Linked DNA regions of Homo sapiens: region 2 is linked to region 1. A link is an interaction called in ENCODE POLR2A ChIA-PET data of the cell type or tissue named here. Cell type or tissue: PC-9. All regions are shown on one strand.

Region 1 (5,000 bases):
ACAGGACAATAAAGGCTTCGTGGCAAATGTGCGTGGGGTGGAGTCAAGCTTTAGGGAAGCAGCACTGTTTGCAGGGAAGATGACCTCACTGCCCTCCTCTTCAGTTCTGGTATCATTTTTGGGTGAGCTGAATCCAACCATACATCCCTGGTGAGGGGTGCTCTAAATGGCTGCCAAGATGGCCCCTCCAGTGGGCAGCACTGATTGACAGGTGCTCAGCAAGGCCTTGTTCTCCAAAGCAGGAAGAAATCCCGTTTCCTTCAGTGGCTTGCTTTTTCTTCCACCTTCCTTTCTGCCACTTTGCCACCCTAGCCTTCCTCTACTTCTTTCTTCCTCTCTCAACTTTTTATTAAAAAAAGAAAGAAAAATCCCAGCAGGAGTTGTTGCTCCTAGTTCCCCTGGAAAAGCGAAATAAGTACTCAGCAACAGGCATTAAATATTCAGGCCTTTTGTTAAGAAAAAAATCGTCATTGTGGTTTTTCTTTCTTGAGGCCCAGGGGAGAGAAACAATGGGATTTTCTCTCTCCCTCTTCCACAGAATTCCCTCCTGAGCTTATTCTCTGGAGGTCAACAGATCCTTTTCAGCCACAGCTCACTTCAAAGGATATAAAAGCAGTAGCTTGGCTAGGAGACACAACCCCTTTGCCACAAAAACTAGCCTTGGACTCTCTGGCTGCTCCTGACAGCTCCCCCTGCCCTGGAGTGCTGCCACACTGCAGAGTCTACCCGCCCCACCGCCTGACACCCCGCACACCCCCCACTGCAGCCCCTCCACCCCCTCCCCCTTGACTGAGCTCTGATGATTATTTGAGTGTATTTATGTGTGTAACTACCCCTTGTCTCCCTTACCAGACTGATAGATTTTTTAGAGCAGGGATAAAGTCTAGCTCAATATAATCCACATCTGATCCCTACCTAGGGTTGATCACAGAGAAAGTGCTCAGGGAGAGATCTCAGCCTGCCTCACCTGCTGACATGAGGCAGAGGCTCTCAGTGGTTCAGTCCTTTCTCGCTGAGCCTTGCCTGCAGGCCTCGAAGAACATGGCATCATTTCTAAATTTGCCTCCACCGTTCCCTTGGCCACATCAAAATCTCTAGAAGAAATGGGAGTGACAGGTCAAGGCTACGAGCTTGGTTTTTTTTGAATTTTTATTTTACTTAGGGCCACTGGTCTGTATTCATATATAAACCCAAGTCTTTGCTCTTAGGGCTCCACTTCTATAATAATTGCATTTCTCTGTGGAAAAATTAAGATGGATACTAGGATTGTCTATGCATAGTAAATAACAACAGCAAATATTTCTTGAGCACTTTATTCTGTGCATGGAACTGGGTTAAGTGTTTTTCACACAATATTGTATTTAATCCTGACAATATCTTTTTAAGTAGGCTAGTATCTAAAATATCTAGTATCTAAAAGGTACTCTTCCTTGATGAGCAAACAGTTTGAGAGAAGTTTAGCTCCTTGCCCAAGGTCACACAGCTGGCAAATAGTACATTGTGACTTCAGACTCAGTCTCACGGTAAGGAAAAAATCTTTTCCATCTTGAAGATGTGATTTTCCATATGTAACAGTAAACTTAAAAAAAATTAAACCTCAGAAAGCAAGCTAACTTACAAAAGACCTTTTTTGTTTTCAAGATAACCTGGCAAAGAGCTGTATATTTCTCCTCTCCTGTCCCTGTCTTGTTCTCTTTCCTTCTGTCTATAGTTACATTTACACAATGCCAAACTAGTGGATCAAAACAAAAATATAGTGACACCCAGATGTAGAGAATGTCTTATGTGCATGCCACCAGGCTTTTGGCCAATTAAATGAATCTGAATTTTTTATTTGATTTTAAACTTTTCATCCAGGATTGTGGTCCCCCTATGGGGCTCTAATTCTGTGGTGTATCTCCCTCCAACAAACTTGGAAAAAGTTATGAAATTGAAGAGGGTGAGGTGTGGGTATTTATATCAAAGCTATGGATAAAGTTTTTTAATTTTTTTTTTCTTTTTAAGAGTAAAACAGGGTCTGTACACCCATCACCATTTTTATAAAGTATTTATTTACCAATTAGTCCACACTATCAACTGGTTGATTTAATGATCTCTCACATGAGTTATGCATAACTTTTATTACTTGAGCCTGTGGAGATGAAGGGCAGATATAAATTAATGTGGAAAATGTATTGCTTGTCATTCCTTTAAGAAAATACAGTTCTCTTCAACTATCTTTGCTGTTCATGTTTTTTCCCCCATTAAGTGTTTCTTGGATTTTAGGTAAAGAATTGCATAAGTGCCAGAGAATACTCATAGGGATTAGGTGTTGGATTGGACCTTTCGCACTTGTTAACGTGATTAATAAGACCTTTTATTGATCTGTAACTTGATTCTTAATAGCTACATTATTTCAAAGGGAGAAGGCAATAAGCTTAAGTTAAAAGGCAACTTAGAATTTCCAACATTGCCATCAGCCACACAAGCTGCTAATGAGTTATTTTTAGGCTGTCTGCCTTTGATTCTAACCCATAGGAGAAAAATTGAAATAAATTTTCAGTAGACAGTAGGTAGTTACTCTAGAAATCTGGGATGCTTTTAAGAGGTCAGCTGAACTGAGAACCTTTCCACCTTTGTGTTATCAGCTCGTGAAATGCAGGTTCATGCTATTGACTGTTATTCCTCTCATGCAGCAGTTCTCAACCTTGGCTACACATTGAAATCACCAGAGGAGCTTTAAAGAATATTGATCTGCTGGAGTCCCACCTCCAGAGATTCTGATGTAATTGTTCTGGGGTGTGGCCTGGCCATTGGGATTATTTTAAAGTTCTCCAGATGACTCTAATGTGCAGCCAAGGTTGAAAATTACTGCTCTAGGGGCATGCACAAAAAGGAAAGCTGATAAATAAGTCTTACACATAAATTCCAGCATGTCCTCAGGTTTCTACTAGCCTAAATAATGCATCCCAGGTGAGTAATGTAGTACTCATAGTAATTCTTTGTGTCCTGAGCCAAGAAGAGTTTCAGGAGTCACTTGAGCATGTCTTCATTTTATGCAGTTGGGGAGGACCCAAAAAAAGTATCAGTTCTTATACCCAACTCCCCTCTGAAAGCTTCAGACAGAAAAAAAAAGCAACATGGATGTGCTACCTGCTCACCTCCACCTCCCGCCTGCATTGTAGAGCCTTGAGCTCTTGCAGAACCATCCTCAATTTTTTACACCTTTTTGTAGTTTTTCAGGAGTGGACACACTAGGCACAGGTACTTTCTTGGCCTGGCCCCCTTGTGAGATCTGTGAGATGATCAGCTAGCATTAGGGGTACCGTTTGTGGGCAGTACAACAGTCCAAGTGATCAGGACACCTATAGCTCTGGCCTTACCAGCAACAGGCTCTGAACAAGCAATAAGTAAGGAAATCGAGTCACAGTTCTTGGAGTTGGAAACCACTTCAAGAAATCACACAGTGGCCAGGCGTGGTGGCTCACGCCTGTAATCCCAGCACTTTAGGAGGCTGAGGCGGGTGGATCACTTGAGGCCAGGAGTTCGAGACTGACCTGGCTAACATGGCGAAACCCTGTCTCTACTAAAAATATTAAGATAAAAGTTTGCCGGGCATGGTGGCGCGTGCCTGTAGTCCCAGCTACTTGGGAGGCTGAGGCAGGCCAGGGGGAGGTTGCATTCCAGCCTGGGCCACAGAGGAGACTTTGTCTCAAAACAAAACAAAAAACAAACAAACAAACAAAAATCACACAAGTGTTTGTTCAGGGAAAGAAGGTTTTATTGTCCTCAGTTAGGAAGCAGCACCTTTGGCGGAGTGAATTTACTAAGCAGTGGAGTGAAAACTGGAAACTAGAATGCAGATCTTTTTCTAGTAAACACTATATTATAATCCAAAAGTATATCTCTAGATTCCTTTGTGTTTGGTCTTTGACTTTGTGGGATGTAGCCATTTGTTTTGGTTGCCTTAGCCCTGTGACCTAAAGTTCACAGGTCCAATCATTTTGCAGTTCCTCTGCACTAGACTCAACAGAAACATAAGGCTCAGAGCAGTAATTTTCACAGCAGCCTGGACCTCACCAACGTGATTTATGTGTTTTTACTTGGAGAATATACTTTAATGCTGAGATTTTTCTGATTATCTTTTTGTGTGCACCCGCTCACCACATGGGCTCTTAATTTAGAAAATATTTAGCAATTACATGTGGAGTTGATACTTTACATAAAAGCAAAAATGGTGCCTGTTATGTATGTTACTAAAAATTTTGATGTCTTTTATTTTTCTGGCAACAGAGATACATGACCCAAAGAAATGGCTCATTATTTTTCATTTTCTGTGAGATGAAAAGTTCTTAATTTAAAAGTGGATCTGCCCCTGGAATAAAGGTCACATGGTAGAAGTTTTCGTTTTAGTGGTCCTGAAGCCTTTGCCAGGCACCAGAGATACTGCTGTGTACTCATAAATTTTAATTACTGATGGCTGGGAGCCAAATCTAAGTTTGATTTGAACTAATTCTAAAATTTTGTGAAATTAATTTTGATGTCAAAATCAGATATCTTGGCAGCCTTTTAGAACATAATTCTTCCAGAACTTCTACTTTGACAATTGATTATCCAAATATTTAAGAGTTTGTATAAACAACACTCAACTAAAAGCTTTGGAACTCAATTCGTATGGATTTTCTCCTTTTAATGAATGAATATGTTGGTTTTCTCTCTTGCCAAGTCTACCCAATGCCAACAAAGCAAGAATTTCAGCATTTTTGCTGAAGGGTCACTTTGTGATAAGAGAAAAATTACATAAACATCTGTGCTACCAGTTGTGTAAAAGTGTAGCACATACACATGTATATTACATAATTTTAGATAATGATAATACTGACTTATGTATTTACTATACTGTACTTTTTATTATTATGCCTTCTACTTATAAAACAATGTGTGCTGTAAGACAGTATGCCATGTTATGCCAGCAGCAGCCTCATACATCTTGTGTTTACCACATCTCTTGATTGCATCAT
Region 2 (5,000 bases), 220 kb before region 1:
GATCTAGAATTTTTGTTACCACATCTCCTTCCCTAAGAACATAGTCAGTTAGTCTGGGCTTTTCAAACTATTTCATATTGACCAAGGGCTTAGAGATAGAGGGTAAAGAGGTTCCTGGTTGACAGGTTTCACTGAGGCTGCAACCCTGGGGCATTACAGGGTTACATATTGCAGCTCTCTGCCTTACTGGGGGTCTCTGATCCTGGGCCTTGTTTTTGCATAGGGACTTTCTCCAGCCACACTGGTGCACACGTCTTAACTCTAGAGGTAGATTCTGTCCCATTTGCTCAGAGATGTGATATTTTGGCTTCAAACCACCACCCTATATGTTTTCTTTTGTCACCTTCTTTACTTTCTTTGAGTCTTCTCTGGGTGAGAAAAGTAGATGTTCTTTATCCCCAAGTTTCCTGCCCAGTGTCAGGCTTCAGGAAATGCAATGTTCTTCCCTTTCCATTTCCGTCCTACCTTCACTTGAGCTTACTGTGGACCTTTGGTGCTGACAGCTTTGTCTAAAGATCAGGCTCACTTGTTTATCTTTCCAACCTTGCCCCAGGATCTCTGGCAAGATGGCAGCTGCCCTGTCGTCCAGTAGCCATGTGGTCTCTTGCTTTTTACACAGACTCTATTCCCGTTACTCATTTCAAAGGGAGACTCAGCTTCCTGTTCAAAAGCTCTCCATCCTACCTTCTTGGGGATTTTTGTCTTTTAGCAAATACTGACTATTCTCCTCTGATTGATAACCATAGACCTGCCTAACTGAGTAATGCACTCCCAGTTCTCATTTACCTGTTTCAGGGGAGGACCCCACTTCCCCACCCCAAATGTGAAGTTAGCATGCAATTTCAGTTCTCACCAGTGAGACTTTGCAACAGCATCAAATGTGATATTCAGACTTCAGGAAAACTGAAATGCAGTTAAATATTCCACCAAACAGGGGGGTGATGTTTCACAGAAATACCATACACAGCATCAAGTTTCTCATTCTGCCTTCTTTTGAGGCATTAGTCATTTTGAGAAAATGCCTGTTTGTCATAGTCTTGTCTTGCAGAATGGAAATTTTCTTCCAAGGCAGAATACTGTGTGCTCTGATATTTAACCTATAATTAGTGTATCCTCTGGAGGATTTTCTCCCCTTGATTTAGAGGCCTCTTTGTCAGTCAGCCTTCTGTTTGACGATGATAGCAACCACAGGGCAGCACAGTGAATCACACGGCAGGGAAATGCTTGCTCAGATCCAAAATGTTTAGATCTTCTGTAGCAATGGGAACACATAACAATTCAAGTAGCAGGCCTGCAAGAAAATAGCAGGAAGTATAAAAGACAGAATATTTATAAAGAAATGAGAAGAGTCATAAATCCTGAGTTTTGATCTAGTTTTGCCCCAATGTATGGAATACATTGCTCACCCTCATGCTTTTCTTACCCAGTTTACTAGTATTTTTAGTTTTTGCCTTTTCAGCTGCTCTATATCAAGTGTTTTATTCATTGGTAAACAACAGTCAGAGGCTCTTGACAAATAGCTCCCCCTTGCAGGCATCCGGTTTTTTGGTTATGAAATGGCAGTTTACAGGCACAGAGTAGCTGTGTCACGACAGCATTATTGTCTTGGAGCAGAGAGTGCACAGACACCACCAGCTTGAGAGCCCGACCTTGTTTCTTGCTAAGAAATGTCCCGTTTTTGCCTGTTTTTGGCAGAAGCCAGACTGGGAGATTGCTGCAAATGGCTGCAACAACCTGTGTTTAATGTGGTGACACTAATAGATTCTGAGAATTAATCTTCAGCCAAGAAAGCATGATGGAAGGTACTAGAATTTCAAATTAGATAGTGGATTGATTTCCTTCAAGGCTGAAATTTGCTTCCTTTATCTTCTGGTGGACTTTTCTATCATATTCAAAACCACCCATCATGGCCTTATTTCCAGAGTCTCTTGCATATATCTCATGGTATAAATAAATTGTTATTCTGTTGTTTTGTCTGTTAGCACAGAGAAAGCATATCTAAATCCTAATTTTTTAAAAAAGATTAAAAAATCCAGGAATGAATGAAAGAAAGAATTACTTATGATTTGGGGAAAAGTAGTGTATCTAAATCTAGTCCTTGCTACTTGTTTTCTAGAATAAAGGACTCTGGAAAGAACTGAGCTCAGGAAAATATCTCCCCAGGTTGAAACACTGTCTTTTGCAGAAACAATAGCCCTCCAGAGTGTCTGAGATGTGGCAATTATTAAGAGTTCTTACAGTGTCCCCTCAGTCCACTGAGTTGAGGACTCTGGTGTCCATTCTAAAATCATGCGACTAATTGCTTACAACAGAACTTCCAAGGATATCATTTGTGGGGCCCAAACAAACAAACAAAAAGGTCTCTGTGGCTAAGTAAGCTTGGAAACGTGGGCTCAAATAGAATTAAACTTTTTTTTAACCCTAGCTCTTGTAAGAACCTTTAATAGGCTTGTGTGCATTACAAAACTCCAAACTTACTTGGTTTAGAGAATCACCAATGTTTTCCAAACTCTTTTGACTAGGAAACTAGCTTCTTTTTTTGATGGAATGCTTTATGTGTCTAGTGCTTCCCCTAATTCACCTCATGTTGGCTGGCCCCCAATCCCATACAGAGTTTAACATTTTATGCATCCTTTTGTAAAAACTGCTCAGTCCCTGGCTGGGGGAAGATAGTCTTCTTTTGGAATTTGCAATTCCTGGTTTAATAAGCAATACCTGAAATGAATACGTTTCTTAGAACTCCTTTAGTTCTACTTGTTTGTTCTCCAAATCAGGTTAAAGGATTCTATCTTGCTTTATAAAAGGACATGGAGGCTATCAGGAGTTTTAGGAATCCCAGCTGTCAGTTTCATCTTCATCCACTAAATCTCTGCTGACCAGGGATAGAAATGACAAGCCGACAAACTTAAACAGTAAGAATTCTGGGCACCAAACTACAAAGTCTTAAGCAACAACAATTATACCTTAGTTAAAGTTGGTAAAGGGACTAAAGGCAGTAACTGTTGTTAGGCATTCAAAAGAAGCAGCTTAGGAGGTGAAGGTCAGTGTTCTGGTGGCCTCCTGACTTACTGGCTTTGCAGCTTGTCTAGTCTGCTTCTTGCATTGCCGGTCTGGCTCCCCAGTATGACTTCTGCCTTTACTCCCCCAGTTTAGTTCAATTTAGTTCCAAAACTTCCCCCAAGACTTACCTAGCTCAATTCTTACCAGCTCCAGGAAGTCTTCCCTGACTACAGTTCTTCCCTCTGGCCGCGAAGTATTGTTTCGTACGTTGTACCTTTGTCATTTTTAACAACACGGAACAAAGCAGGAAGGGTCCTCCTGTGGGAGTTGAGGAATTGACCTCATCATTGCCAGGACTTGATCCCATTTCCTCACCTCTTAAAAGAGGGGCTAGAATCGAAAATCTCAGTCCCTGTGGCTCTGAAACCCTATGCTTTTGTGCTATTATTTCTTATCCTAAAGATAGAAGCAAACATATGGCTTTTGCTGTTTCTTGTGCTTCTCTTGTCCTTCTGTCTTTCCAATTAGATTGTAGATCCTTGAGGAAAAGGGTCATAGCTTTTAATTAATTTATGTATTGTGGCTAGTTCTAGTGCTGAGTAATAAATGTTTGCTGAGTAAACGATATGATGCTATGCCCTCATATCCAGTAACGCAGGACTTTCTATCTGCTCTTAAGGCATAACTTTCCTCTATTTATCTGTAAAATAATAGTTCCATTTCAGACTGGCTCTTTGCTCCCCATGAGAAAAAAATATAGAGAGGAGTATTTTAGAATAAAGCTATACCTTCAAGTTCTTCATGCCCTTTCCCTAAAAATCCTCCAATGCAGTTGGAGAGTCACAACTCTGCTTAGCCTTCTTCCTCTTTACACTCAGGTTCAGTTGTGCTGATCCTGTGGTATGATGGTATATGGTAGACACACCCGACAGCAATAATTTAACTTGAGCATACCCTGAGGATGATCCTGTATGGCAGTTGCACCTGAATATGTGTTTGGAGTTCAGAGCGTGCCCAACCCAGAGATAAATTCCTTGTCTGTGAGGAACATCTGAGCTCTGGGCCCTTCCTGTGGAACATCAGCATACAGGGGAGTGAGGCTCTTTGTTTTGCGTTAAATGAAGGTTGCCAGGTGGAGGTTGTTAGGAGGAGGGAGTGAAGTGAAAATGCTATATAAACTGCATGCTTTTTGCATGCAGTGGTGGTTCTTCTGTCCAGCACATGGCTACTGCATCATCCCTGTATGTAAGTTTCTCCTAATAAAACCCTATATCTCATTTGTTGGCTCTGGGTCTCTCCTTCAGCCTCTTGAACTTGGTGCCATCCCTACTGAAGTTAATAGGGGTTTATCACGCAGACATTCAACCCACTTCAGTCTTTCTTTCTTACTTGGAGAACTAAGAAAGCACTTTTTTTTGTTTGTTTTTTGTTTTTGTTTTTTTGAGACAGGGTCTCACTCTGTTGCCAGACTGGAGTGTAGTGGTGGGATCATAGCTCACTGCAATCTCAAACTCCTGGGCTCAAGTGATCCTCCTGCCTCAGCCTCCCAAGTAGCTGGGACTACAGGTGTGCTCTGCTAATTTTTAAATTATTTTTAGTAGAGATGAGGTCTCACTATGTTGCTCAGGCTTCTCTTGAACTCCTGGGCTCAAGAAATCCTCCTATCTGGGCTCCCAAAGTGTTGGGATTATGGGCATGAGCCACCACGCCTGGCCAACAGATCTTCTTGATCATTGCTTCCAGAAAGTAGAATGCCTACTATCTTCATTTTTTGGATCTTCAAGAAATAACAGATTTACTCGTTAGTTTCTTCTTTGTCTAATTCTCTGACTTCATTATTCATTCATTTCTTTTATTCCTCCATAATCTAGAGAGGGACCCTCTCTAACATATCAAATGATCTTGCGACCGTGTTGGAAGCCTTGCTTCTCCAGTGGATGCTAACATTGTGAAACAAGCTATACCACCTTTAATTGTGGTCCCTAGACTCCAGTGGAGGC

The links. Peaks named below come from ENCODE experiments on the same cell type or tissue, not always from the same donor. Only the 100,000 strongest peaks of a DNase experiment are listed, where the experiment ranks them.
Region 2: POLR2A ChIA-PET joins it to region 1 with 6 read pairs; 2 of 35 experiments call an interaction of 5 or more read pairs at or near these places.

What each region holds. Positions count from the first base shown.
Region 1 is chr2:170,582,323-170,587,322 of GRCh38, forward strand. All of the region lies in intron 32 of MYO3B (myosin IIIB), which reads left to right. Among named protein-coding and RNA genes, the nearest start is that of LINC01124, 130 kb to the right of the region's middle. In PC-9, no CTCF peak of the experiment used is centred here; a DNase peak (open chromatin) is centred at 2,919.
Region 2 is chr2:170,361,878-170,366,877 of GRCh38, forward strand. All of the region lies in intron 8 of MYO3B (myosin IIIB), which reads left to right. Among named protein-coding and RNA genes, the nearest start is that of MYO3B-AS1, 13 kb to the left of the region's middle. RefSeq lists an enhancer at 1,022-1,316. In PC-9, no CTCF peak of the experiment used is centred here; no DNase peak of the experiment used is centred here.